Linked DNA regions of Homo sapiens: regions 1 and 2 are each linked to region 3. The links are chromatin contacts, found by Hi-C or POLR2A ChIA-PET in ENCODE. All regions are on one chromosome and are shown on one strand. The core of a region is the stretch at or near the end of the contact, and the rest is flanking DNA. Distances in the headings are between cores, read along the strand shown. Region 1 has its middle 18 kb from the start of TNIP3. Region 2 has its middle 41 kb from the start of IL21-AS1. Region 3 holds the start of EXOSC9 (exosome component 9).

Region 1 (3,459 bases), core at 635-3,134, 620 kb after region 3:
CATGGCTGTCAGAGCCTACTCCTGTGAGCTACTCTCAACAAGGGTGGTGGATTGAGCAGACAACCCTAGCAACCTCTGCCATACAGGCATTTGATTAGGCCATTCATCTGGTTATTTATTTTATTTGGAGACAACTTTGAGAAGTACTCCTGCAAGAACTCCTCCCTCAATCCAAGAGGTTATTTTCAGGGGGTGAGATATGATGAGTCAGGCAAAAAAATATACATATGTAGAGAGAGAGAAAGAAAAAAAAATCACACAATTAATGCATTTTTCCTTGTGAGTTGTTTTTAATCAGATAATTTCTCCATTATGCCAACATCATATAAAGCAGTAGTCCCCAACATTTTTGGCACCAGGCACTGGTTTCATGGAAGACAGTTTTTCGATGGACTGGGGCAGGGGGTAGGATGGTTTCAAGCACATTACATTGATTGTGCACTGTATTGGTATTATTATTATATTGTAATATATAATGAAATAATTACATAACTCACCATAATGTAGAATCAATGGGAGCCCTGAGCTTGTTTTTCTGCAACTAGATGGTCCCATCTGGGGGTGATGGGAAACAGTGACAGATCATCAGGCATTAGATTCTCATAAGGAGCAGGCAGCCTAGATCCCTCACATGTGCAGTTCACAATAATGTTCTCACAACCTAGACCCCTCACATGTGCAGTTCGCAATAGGATTTGCGCTCCTATGAGAATCTAATGCCACTGCTGGTTTGACAGGAGGTGGAGCTCAGGGAGTAATGTGAGCCATGGGGAGGGGCTGTAAATACAGATAAAGCTTTGCTCACTTGCCTGCCTCTCGCTTCCTGCTGTGTGGCCCTAACAGGCCAGACTGGCAGTGGGGGTTGGGGACCCCTGGTATAAAGGAAAAATAAAAATTTGATTTGAGTAGGAAGCTCTGGTTTAATTTTGGCATTATCAGCTAATGGCCATGTGACTATGAGCAACTCCCTCTGGGAAGCAGCTGGACTAGATTCTCCTAAGGGGGCTTCCAGATACTCTTCAGCTGTAATATATTATTTCCATGTGGTGGCAAGTAGCTGCTTAGGGATTTGTTTTCAGGTTAATTGAAGACATACAGCAAAAATGGTTGAGGCAGACTGTAGAATTCTACAGGTCTGAGTTTGATCTTGGCCCTGCCGATGTTTCAGTTTGACTTCACTTAAGTTAGTAAATTAGTTAACTTCCTAAACTCAAGTTTACTTACCTGTCTAATGCCTGGGACAGTGACTACTTTAATAGGTTGCTGTGCACATTGAATAAGAAAATGCGTGAAAGAACCTGGCTCACCGTGAGTGTTCGATTCAATTCTTGCCATTGTTCTCAGACTGAAAATTCCTAAACTTGTCCGTATCTTCCTTTGTAAGTGAAAATTAAACTCTAATGCTCTTTCAAAGTGCTCTCATGGCATGGACTAATGAAAACATAATGAGATTAGAGTTTGGGAGATCGTAGAGAAGTATCATACATAAATAACACCTCCATGTCATCCATAAACTCACTCTACGCCTGAATAATTTTTAATTACCTTTGTATAATGTAACTTTCCCATGTCTTTCTGGGCAGATGTGAAAGCATGGAGCTGGACAAAAAAATCCAGGATCTGATTGAGAGAAATGCGTCTCCTCATCCAAAACGGTTCACCCCAGAGGCCATGCCAACTCACAGAAATCTATGTTCTCTGAAGGTAAGAAAACACCTTTTTTCTCCTTATCTCGATGTACCCTTCAGCAGTTTATTCATCAAGAAGAATTTGTGGAGACAGTCCCCAAGTCATTTACCGTCAGTCATGTACTTCCTTGTCAGCTGAGAGGATAAACTGAAGCAGTATAAAACTTCTCTCACACAGCCACTTCCTGTTACTAAAGAAATTCTTCAGCAGAAGAATTTGCTGGCACTTTCCACTTTAAAGTGTCCAGGCAGCTGTGACTACAAGAAGGTGAGGAGATCATGCTACTAGAAAGAATGTTTAATGCAGGGACAACTCTTTCCTGGGAAGAAGTAACCCATTTAAATTGGGTTACCAAGATCAGCACAACTCATGTCGATGATTTTTTGTAGTTGTTTTTGTTTCGTTTTGTATTTTTGTAAGAAAAAGCAAGGTTTCATTGATTAAAGGAGTTGTTTGACTTTGAACTTCCACTCGTTTCAGGGTATTTGTCTATGGTGCTTTATATAAGCAAATAAAATTCAAGGGTAGGCTCAAGCTAGGAATTTTACAGATGACTTTCTTGACATGCATCCTATGACAACATGAACTCTTAAACTCTGTAATCCTCCCAATTAAAAACTATCTTTCATGATTCTTACTAAAAAAAAAAATCTAATGTGAGAATGTGAGTAGTTTGAGAGCATGGCTGGCATTTTAAAAAGTAATTTATACTTCTTTATAAAAATAACATTAGTTCTTCTTTCTAAAGAAGTTCTTACTCAGTGTTGAAAATGTATATGGATAAACACAGAAAACTATAAAAATCATGTAGAGACAGATTCATTGTGGAGATAATGGAGTGTGGCCTCCCTTAAACAAATATTTACTTTTATAACTAATTTGCATCCATAAATTTGTTTCTTTTTTCTTTTAAAGGAAATCCCAGAATTGTATAGGCCTCAGACTTCACTAAACACAGAACTGCCTCTGAAACCACCAGTAGGCTCACCACCTATAGAGACCATCTCTTAGCATTTGGGATACCTCTGTGTTTTACACACACACACACACACACACACACACACACCTGTCTTATTAACTTACCCTCTTCACTTAATATGCTGTGGATACTCCTGTACCTCTTTCTTTCATTCATGTCATGAACAGTGTTGTGTGCTTTCTGCATTTAGTCACTTTTTCGTGTCTAAAAACTCACTTCTTCCTGAACAGGTTGTCTTTATTTTTGGAGTTACAGATGAATGTGTACTAATGGTTATGAGGTCAAATAAGGCCTCTTTCTTCTGTTTTCTTCTGCTCTTCTCATCCCAACTCGAAGCCCTCACATATACACCTCCAACTCCCAACTAGAAATTTATTCCTTCATGGAAATATGTGCTTTTTCCAGCCACCTTCTTGTCTAACCTCAGAAAGAAATTTCATGGTGACAATATCAATTCCCTCTGGTACCCTCATCCTCATATCCTCCCATTATCATCTTCTAAGACCTATTTGCTCATGACTGACCTTCTTTGCAATTCTGTTCATTCGACTTCTTGGTCCTCCTTTACATGGTAAAAACCTCTTCTACATCCTTATTACCTTCCTCTTAGCTACAGGTTATGTCTCCTTTTGGGACTTCACTGAAATTTATGTCTCTCTCTCTAAGATACTGATTTTCCTACGACCTCATTGAGGAAATTTGCTCATTCTCCTGCACTTCACACTTCCAGGCAAAGGGCAGCAGATTCTTAGCTGATGTTTTCTATTTTCTTTGTGAAGTATGAGGTAAAG
Region 2 (3,597 bases), core at 146-2,645, 780 kb before region 3:
CCAGACTTCAGTAATGTTAAGATGCAAGAAAAAATATATTTTTATATATAAATATATAATATATATTTAGCATATATATACACTATATAAATATATAATATATATTTAGCATATATATATATACTATATAAATATATAGTAATAACCATATTTTACAAGAAAGATGGAAAGAGATGGAATGTCTTAGCCAAAGAATCAAGATGTGAATGTGTGTTTCCTTGGTTCAGTGCGCTTTATATGATAGGTTTGCTAAAGCAAAGAGGGTAAAAAAGAGCTTAAAGCTTGAGATCAAGTCTGCCAAAGGGGAGGAGGGCCTGGCAGGGAAGAGGAGGGGAGCTGAGAGGTTGGGCCACAAGCCGGCAGAACCTTGCCCAGTTTGTGATTTTTGCCTTTGGCCACCTTGTTTCTGACCATAGATTCCAAACATTCCAAGCTGTGAGAACTATCTGTCTTACCTTTTATTTTCCTTTATCATTCTATTTTCCTTACTGGCACCTTGTCCCATCTTCAGATGTGTGTCATTTTCCCCATTTCTACCAGACACATCCACCAGAATGTTCACATTCTGAGATAGAAAAGACTCTTGGCTCAAATCAATGAATTTCCAATGGTATAACTTAGGAGCCATGATAGACTGTGGGAGAGGCATTTTTGTCTAGACATTCAAATTTATATGTGTCTATATATAAATTTAAAGTTATAACTAAAAACTATTTGTGACCTTGGTACTATATTTAACAAATATGCCAGTCTGTTTTTGCGATGCTGATTTGGTAGCTTGTTTAATGGCACCACTGCATCAGGTGAGGCTGAAATACTTTGTTTCTTACAAGGCTTTGCACATGCCCATTTTACTTTTGAAATCTTGTTGCCATCAGCTTCTGTCCCCAGACAGCCAAGTTAAGCTGGTTGAGTTAGACCACAGTAGGTTAAGATTTTAGGCTTGCTTGAGGGAGCTCTGCCTCCCCCTCTCTAGGGGCTTTATGGCAGTTATCAGCCAGCAGTTGACAGTAACACAAATATCTACGAAGCATCTATAGCAGCATGGAGTCACCCATATGTTAAGGGAGAACTCAACAAAAACGTGATTTTCAGTGTTGTAAAATCTGCCCCGATTGACTGCCTAACTTCCTCCCCTTCATCCCGTTTTAAGAGAAATGAGGCTTTTTGTCTGATAAAGTTCTTTCTTTGCCCACATGAAAGAAGTGCGTATGTCTCTGTGGAGCAATTAATTGCAAGCTTGTTGAAGAACAGTTGTCTGTGGAGACAACCACAGCTTCGGTTTTCAGGCCACCAGCCCCTATGGCTGTCTTTCTTCCTACCATCTGTTTAAGCAGGAGCAGTAGTTTGTGCGAACTCCAACTTCAAGCATGTCATTTCCGAAACCACAACAAGTCTCTTAAGCTTCCTGAACAAAGTGCTCAGAGTGGAAAGCCCTGAAGTTCTCTTGGGCCTCCTAAAACCACAAAGCTAACTACTGAGCAAAGCCCCAGAGCATCCGAGCACAAAGTGCCTTCCTTGGAGCTCATCATAGAACATGAAAAAGTTATTGAGAGTATGATTAAGGAGGGGTGGGCAGTGTCTGCCCTCTCCGCTTAGATTAATAACACCATCTAGATAGTCTGCACCAGTGATGGTTTACAACCTTTACAAGCACAAGGACCTACTTGTAATATACAATTTTAAAATAATGGCATTATTAGTAGACTCTAATTAAGAAAGTCTGTAATAACTAGAAGCTAATGTGAATTCAGTAGTTCTTTTAAATAAATTTATATTTTACTAGTTATAATAATCTTCATATTAAATATTTTTGAAAAATATTGGTACATTTATTTGCACAAAACATTTTTTCACTACTGAAACGATCCCTCTAGAATCGAGATTCACGGACACTTTGCAGTAACTCCATGGCCCACTAGAGGTCTCACCAGAGGTTAGGGGAACTAACTAGGTGTAGTAACAGGTCTGCAAGCTCTCATGGAAGAGAATCAACTATACATTTGGATAGTTTCAATGCAATTGAATGCAATATTTCAATTTTCAATAGCAATATTTATTTATGGATCTAGGATTTCTGGAATTCCTCTTGTCATATAATGCCAAGAACTGTGTATCTCTGAAGATCAGTTAAGTTTTCTTGCTCCAGGCAATGGAAACTATATAATTCCCTGCATTTCCAGTTTGCATTAGCCATAATTTAGAACTAAATGCAATGCTTAGTTGTGGTAATCACCTTGTGCCAAAGTCCCTGTACTGTTTCTGCTCCTTCCTCAAGATTGTTTCTAGTTTGCCATCTTTATTTTTCTAATGTCCATTTGACTGTGATATTCATTGTAGCTCTCCTTGTCTCATTGAAAATAGATGGACATAAATTATAAACAAACACCCTCTTTAAAAGGCCCTCGTCTGTCTGTGAGTCCCCAGGGTAGCTAAAAAGGGTAGAATGCCCTGCATTTCTGGGCCACTAAGCTATTCTGCCAACATCTCCTCTGCTAAATGCATACTATGGACCATGTCATCCAATTTCCTAGGCCACATTTCTCTGAGATGATGGGGAGTACAGGGTAGGTACAGTGGTGGCTGAGCAATGTGACTCAGTATCACAACACCCACCCTACACAGGCCTGCAAAACAAAGCAAAGCAAAACCTCGTCAATTCTAAGAAATGTAAGAGACCTAACCAATGTCCATGGGCAGCAAAAGCTGCTCCTGCAGGTGCCAGGGGCTCTCCCCAACATTCTCATGCCAAACTCTCCTGATTACTGCTCCAGGAAACAAAAACTTTCCTTCTTTTCTATTTTATTTTTTAATCTGAACTGTTGCCTCTTTCTTGTTCCAGCCTGTCTCCTTTACTCTCAATCTACCTAATTTCTCCAAAGGACTAATGCCATTTTACCACTGGGGGGCAATGCAGATAAAGAAATGACGAATTAACAGGCTTGATGCTCTAGGCCACAAAGTTTTAGTTGTAAAATTATTCTGTATATTGTGCTTTAAAAACTTGTTTTTCTCCATGATGTTTTTTCTCTCTACTTTTAAACTCACATTATGGTGATGTGCACATTTATACATCTATATTCATATCAATGTTTTTATGAATAGGTTGTCTTCGATTCTCTCAGGCCTCTTTAAAACATGTCTCTTAGGACATAGTGCTGTGACATGTACATCAAAATAGAAGCCCAGACGTCATTGCATTCAACCAGGGCCTCTTTAGGGTACCAGCCACAAAGTTTGGATGATGAGATATTTTTTAGAATTAGCCCTTTCAGACAGTGTTGTGAGAGGACTACAGAATAAGGGGTTCTCTGAACTTTAAAGGAAGCCACTCTCCTGTTGGTAAAAATTACATACTTACAAATATCCAGTCTGTTGAGTAATTTCCCGCTTTATTATAAAGACCCTGGGAACTGATCAGCATATTGTGAATTGGTTAATGTGAGTCAGACCCTCTAAACTGGCACATCTGAGCTTGCTATGCGAGACTCCAGGTGCTGAGTGAAGCATGGTGACCTTACCAGGCCCTGCCTGAGGGCTAGTTGCTTTGCTCCATTATCACTAGGAGCCTACTCATAAATGTGGACATAGTATTTG
Region 3 (3,303 bases), core at 115-2,614:
CTGTCCAAGAACTCTGCAAAGATAAAGTTACAAAGTATTAACCAAATAGACTCTCCTTCCAAAACAAAAAACTGAAACAGATAACAAGTTTCAATCTTAATGTGAGTAATATCATACTCAGCCAAATAAATCATAGGAGATAAAAATTATATGTAAAGTATAATATACACAGAAATAAAACATAAATTGGTACAACTAAAAACACGACAGAAAAAACACCTCTCTTCTTATTACAATGTTTACTATTCCACAGATTGTTTTAAAAATCAGTGACCTTTACCTCTAAAGCAAGTATTTATTGATACAAGATGGCATGAAAACCTGAGATTTCTTAAAGGTTTTCACATGGCATAGTTCACCACCATTATGTGACCAAATAGCCTCACAACTTTCAAATGAATATCTGAAAACCTAATTTTCATGTCACTCAGGAAAAAGAAAGCAGGATGTACACTTAATGACAAGATGCTCAAGATCTCTATATTAGTGTGAGAAACAAATTCCATATGATCACTACTAGTTGTCTATACGATTTATAGAAGTCAGAAAAGAACTATGTGATACGTGACAGAAAATACGTTTATGATTAAAAAGTTCAAGTGTGACCACAAAAGCAAAAAATCTCGCATAAAAAAATACTTATTTTTGTCAGCTAAACAAAGAATACTGTCCAGACTTCTTAGCTGCTTTATAAACAACCAAGTCAATAAGGTCTTTTTTCAAACTTCTCCCTTCCGAATGTGTATCTCATTTAAATCCTGTTACCTTGTTTTTCCAAGTTCCACAATGCAGCATCCGTAATCTGTTCCAAATGAGATCCTGATGTTCCTATAATCATAGGTTTGTCTGCCATCCAGCCGCTGTAAGCACAAATTCATTCATTAATTTATTCCTTCAACAAGTATTTCTTAAGCAACTACTTTTTGTCTGGCCCTGGGCTAAGCACTTGGGGGAAAGTGGAATCCTAACCAGCCCGCCCATACAGGAAAGTGGAAACTACAGCATGGACAACTGCTGCGGTGACTGGAGCCTTGAAAAGAACCTGTCGAAAAAAAATAAATAAAGCCTGAGGGATGGGGTGAACGTGCCGGTCGTTCCCCTAGTAGCTCCCCGGGCCCAGGCGGGCCAGGTATCAGTCCACACCTTGAGACCCGAGCGCCCACGCAGCGCGCAATTCTGCGGGCACCAAACCATACCTTCTTCTCTTCGATGGCACGGAGTAGGAAGCGGCGTTCGCAGTTTGAGAGTGGCGTTTCCTTCATGGTGTTGGGTCACCGGCCCCACAGGCACCAGAATCCGCGGGAAAAACGGAACCCGATCTTTCCTTGCGCGCCGCTGCTCGCCCCGAGGCGCAGGAAAATTACGTCATCAAGGCGCGGCGGCGGAAAAATGGGAAATGGCTTGGGCTGCAGCTACTGCGCAGACTCAAAGCGTGATTGGGGAAGGCCAGCGAGCTGCGAGAAGCCATTGCGGCTTTGGGAGGCCGTTTCTGAACGTGAAGTTCCGTTTCTTTTCTCATAAAGTGCAGAGGAGAAAAGGATACTTAAAATAACCATGAGAGTGATAGAAATTATTATCAGTAGACCGCTCGCACACTTCACCCTTTGCTCAGTCCTCTCACGGGGTGGAGACTAGACATGTACTTCTGCAATTTCACAGATGAGTTGACATTGGTCCCTGGAAAGCCGCAGATGCAGGATTTGGAGCAGATTAAATGAACAAACACTGGAATGAGGCGGCATAAGGGTTGGGGGAGAAAGATAAATTGGTGAAATGGGATGTTTTTGTGGCCAAAGGTGAAATCTTGTGGGATCTGAGAAGTTGATGAGAATGGAGAATGTTCGCACGTAGTAACTAACGATGTTACTACTACTGTGGACTGAAAGTAAATGCACCGTTTATTTCTTATCCCCTCTCCAGTTATTTTAAGTCGATAGACTTTTTTTTACGGTCACAGAGAAGCCTTAGCGGGGCCATGCTGCCAACCACTCAGCTTTTTTGGAGAGGCAGTATCAAATAGTAGTTTTAAAAAGTGTTCACTGCCAGGGTTCAAATTTTAAGGCTATCATTAACTACTATAACCCTGGGCAAGTTAACCTGTGTGCTTCACATTACTCACCGGCAAAAAAAAAACAAAAACAAAAACAAAGCAGGGGAAGTGAGAAACCTATTTATTCTGAGGAATAAAAATGAGTTAATATATACATAAAATGTTTAGAACAGTGCCTGGCATGGAATAAGCACTATTTAAGTGTTTGCATATTATTATTTTGTTTCCTTTTGCTTTAGAGGTGGTAGGCACTGTAACTCCTACGCAGTCTTTCTCTGGCTTCTTTGGTAGCTTCTCACAAGTTTTTTCTACCAGTGATACATTTTAGTCTCACTTTGTACCACTTGCAATCCATGTACTCAATAAATACTTGAAGAGGGCCTACTCTGTCCAAGAATAATTTAAGTGCTGGAGAAACAGGGTAGACAAGATCCTTTCAAGGAATTTATATTCTTTTTGGAAAAGGCAAAAAACCCTAAACAAATAGAACAATTTCATACAGTGTTAAGTGCTCTCTGAGAATAGGAATGCTATCTTAATAGGGGTAGTTGCAGGAACAGGTGACTTTGTAGCGGTGACATTAAAGTAAAGTAAATCTTTGGTGTTGAGCAGGAGCACCCTTGATGCCATCTGGAGAGGAAAAGTGTTTCAAGCAGAAAGAGTAACATATGCAAAAACTGAGATGAGATGAGCTCCACATGGTCTGGAGAGAGAAATTGTGAAGAAGGAGGAAAGTGGACAGAAATGATTAATTTTCAAAATCGGCAAGGGGATTACAGGGTACTAACCACTTAAGTTCTTTAGCAACATGAATTCATTTTTATAGTACAGTTTCATACCAGAACTCCTGGTTGATAAGTTCTTCATTTAAATCCTTGAGTTCTTTCAGTGGCCATTTGGTAATTTTTCCCTTCAGCGATGAAATAGACCTTTGTTGAAATAGCCTGTTATTTACTGCAAGGCAGCTTGGTAATGGAAAGAGAATGGACTTTGGCTTCAGATAAAGTTCAGCTCAAATGAACTTGGAGTGAGCTAAATATTCTTTCTGATTTGGGGGTTCTGTATCTTCAGATTGGAAATAACAATTATTCTGTGTTAAGTGGTCTGAATGAAAGCATCTGATGAAACATTTTGGACATGATAGCTATTCAAATGTTAGTTTCCTCCTTTCTTGTTGGGTTGGCAAAGGCTTCCCATGAAACTGCCCAAACTCAGCATGACAGATTGCTTTTCTGAAACTGCTGCTTGATTAC

Evidence for each region. A loop is a pair of places that touch in the nucleus more often than their neighbours do. ChIA-PET counts read pairs that join two places held with the same protein, here RNA polymerase II (POLR2A). Pooled maps may share reads with other maps.
Region 1: a map of CD4-positive, alpha-beta T cell shows a loop between it and region 3 (2.8-fold over the local background). The contact joins the enhancer-like site here to the promoter of EXOSC9 in region 3. A Hi-C loop is called at or near these places in 5 of 168 maps with a recorded cell type or tissue (CD4-positive, alpha-beta T cell, CD4-positive, alpha-beta memory T cell, CD8-positive, alpha-beta T cell and 1 more), 1 of 37 single-sample maps with no recorded cell type and 9 of 50 pooled maps. POLR2A ChIA-PET finds 5 or more read pairs at or near these places in 2 of 52 experiments (activated CD4-positive, alpha-beta T cell and activated T-cell).
Region 2: a pooled map shows a loop between it and region 3 (7-fold over the local background). The contact joins the enhancer-like site here to the promoter of EXOSC9 in region 3. A Hi-C loop is called at or near these places in 8 of 50 pooled maps. POLR2A ChIA-PET finds 5 or more read pairs at or near these places in 3 of 52 experiments (CD4-positive, alpha-beta T cell, activated CD4-positive, alpha-beta T cell and activated naive CD4-positive, alpha-beta T cell).

The regions. Positions count from the first base shown.
Region 1 is chr4:121,180,921-121,184,379 of GRCh38, reverse strand. It overlaps a transcript of TNIP3 not described here. Among named protein-coding and RNA genes, the nearest start is that of TNIP3, 18 kb to the right of the region's middle. Within about 2 kb of position 1,884, at least 6 of the 41 ENCODE cell types and tissues checked have a DNase peak (open chromatin) inside an H3K27ac peak, as active enhancers do; they include CD4-positive, alpha-beta T cell and CD8-positive, alpha-beta T cell, where a contact is called at or near this core.
Region 2 is chr4:122,576,334-122,579,930 of GRCh38, reverse strand. No RefSeq gene overlaps it. Among named protein-coding and RNA genes, the nearest start is that of IL21-AS1, 41 kb to the left of the region's middle. Within about 2 kb of position 1,395, at least 3 of the 41 ENCODE cell types and tissues checked have a DNase peak (open chromatin) inside an H3K27ac peak, as active enhancers do; they include CD4-positive, alpha-beta T cell, where a contact is called at or near this core.
Region 3 is chr4:121,799,384-121,802,686 of GRCh38, reverse strand. EXOSC9 (exosome component 9) reads right to left here and starts at 1,364. Exons shown (of 12, transcript NM_005033.3): 1 at 1,197-1,364; 2 at 766-860; 3 at 1-13. The coding sequence starts at 1,262. RefSeq lists enhancers at 1,294-1,563, 1,372-2,175.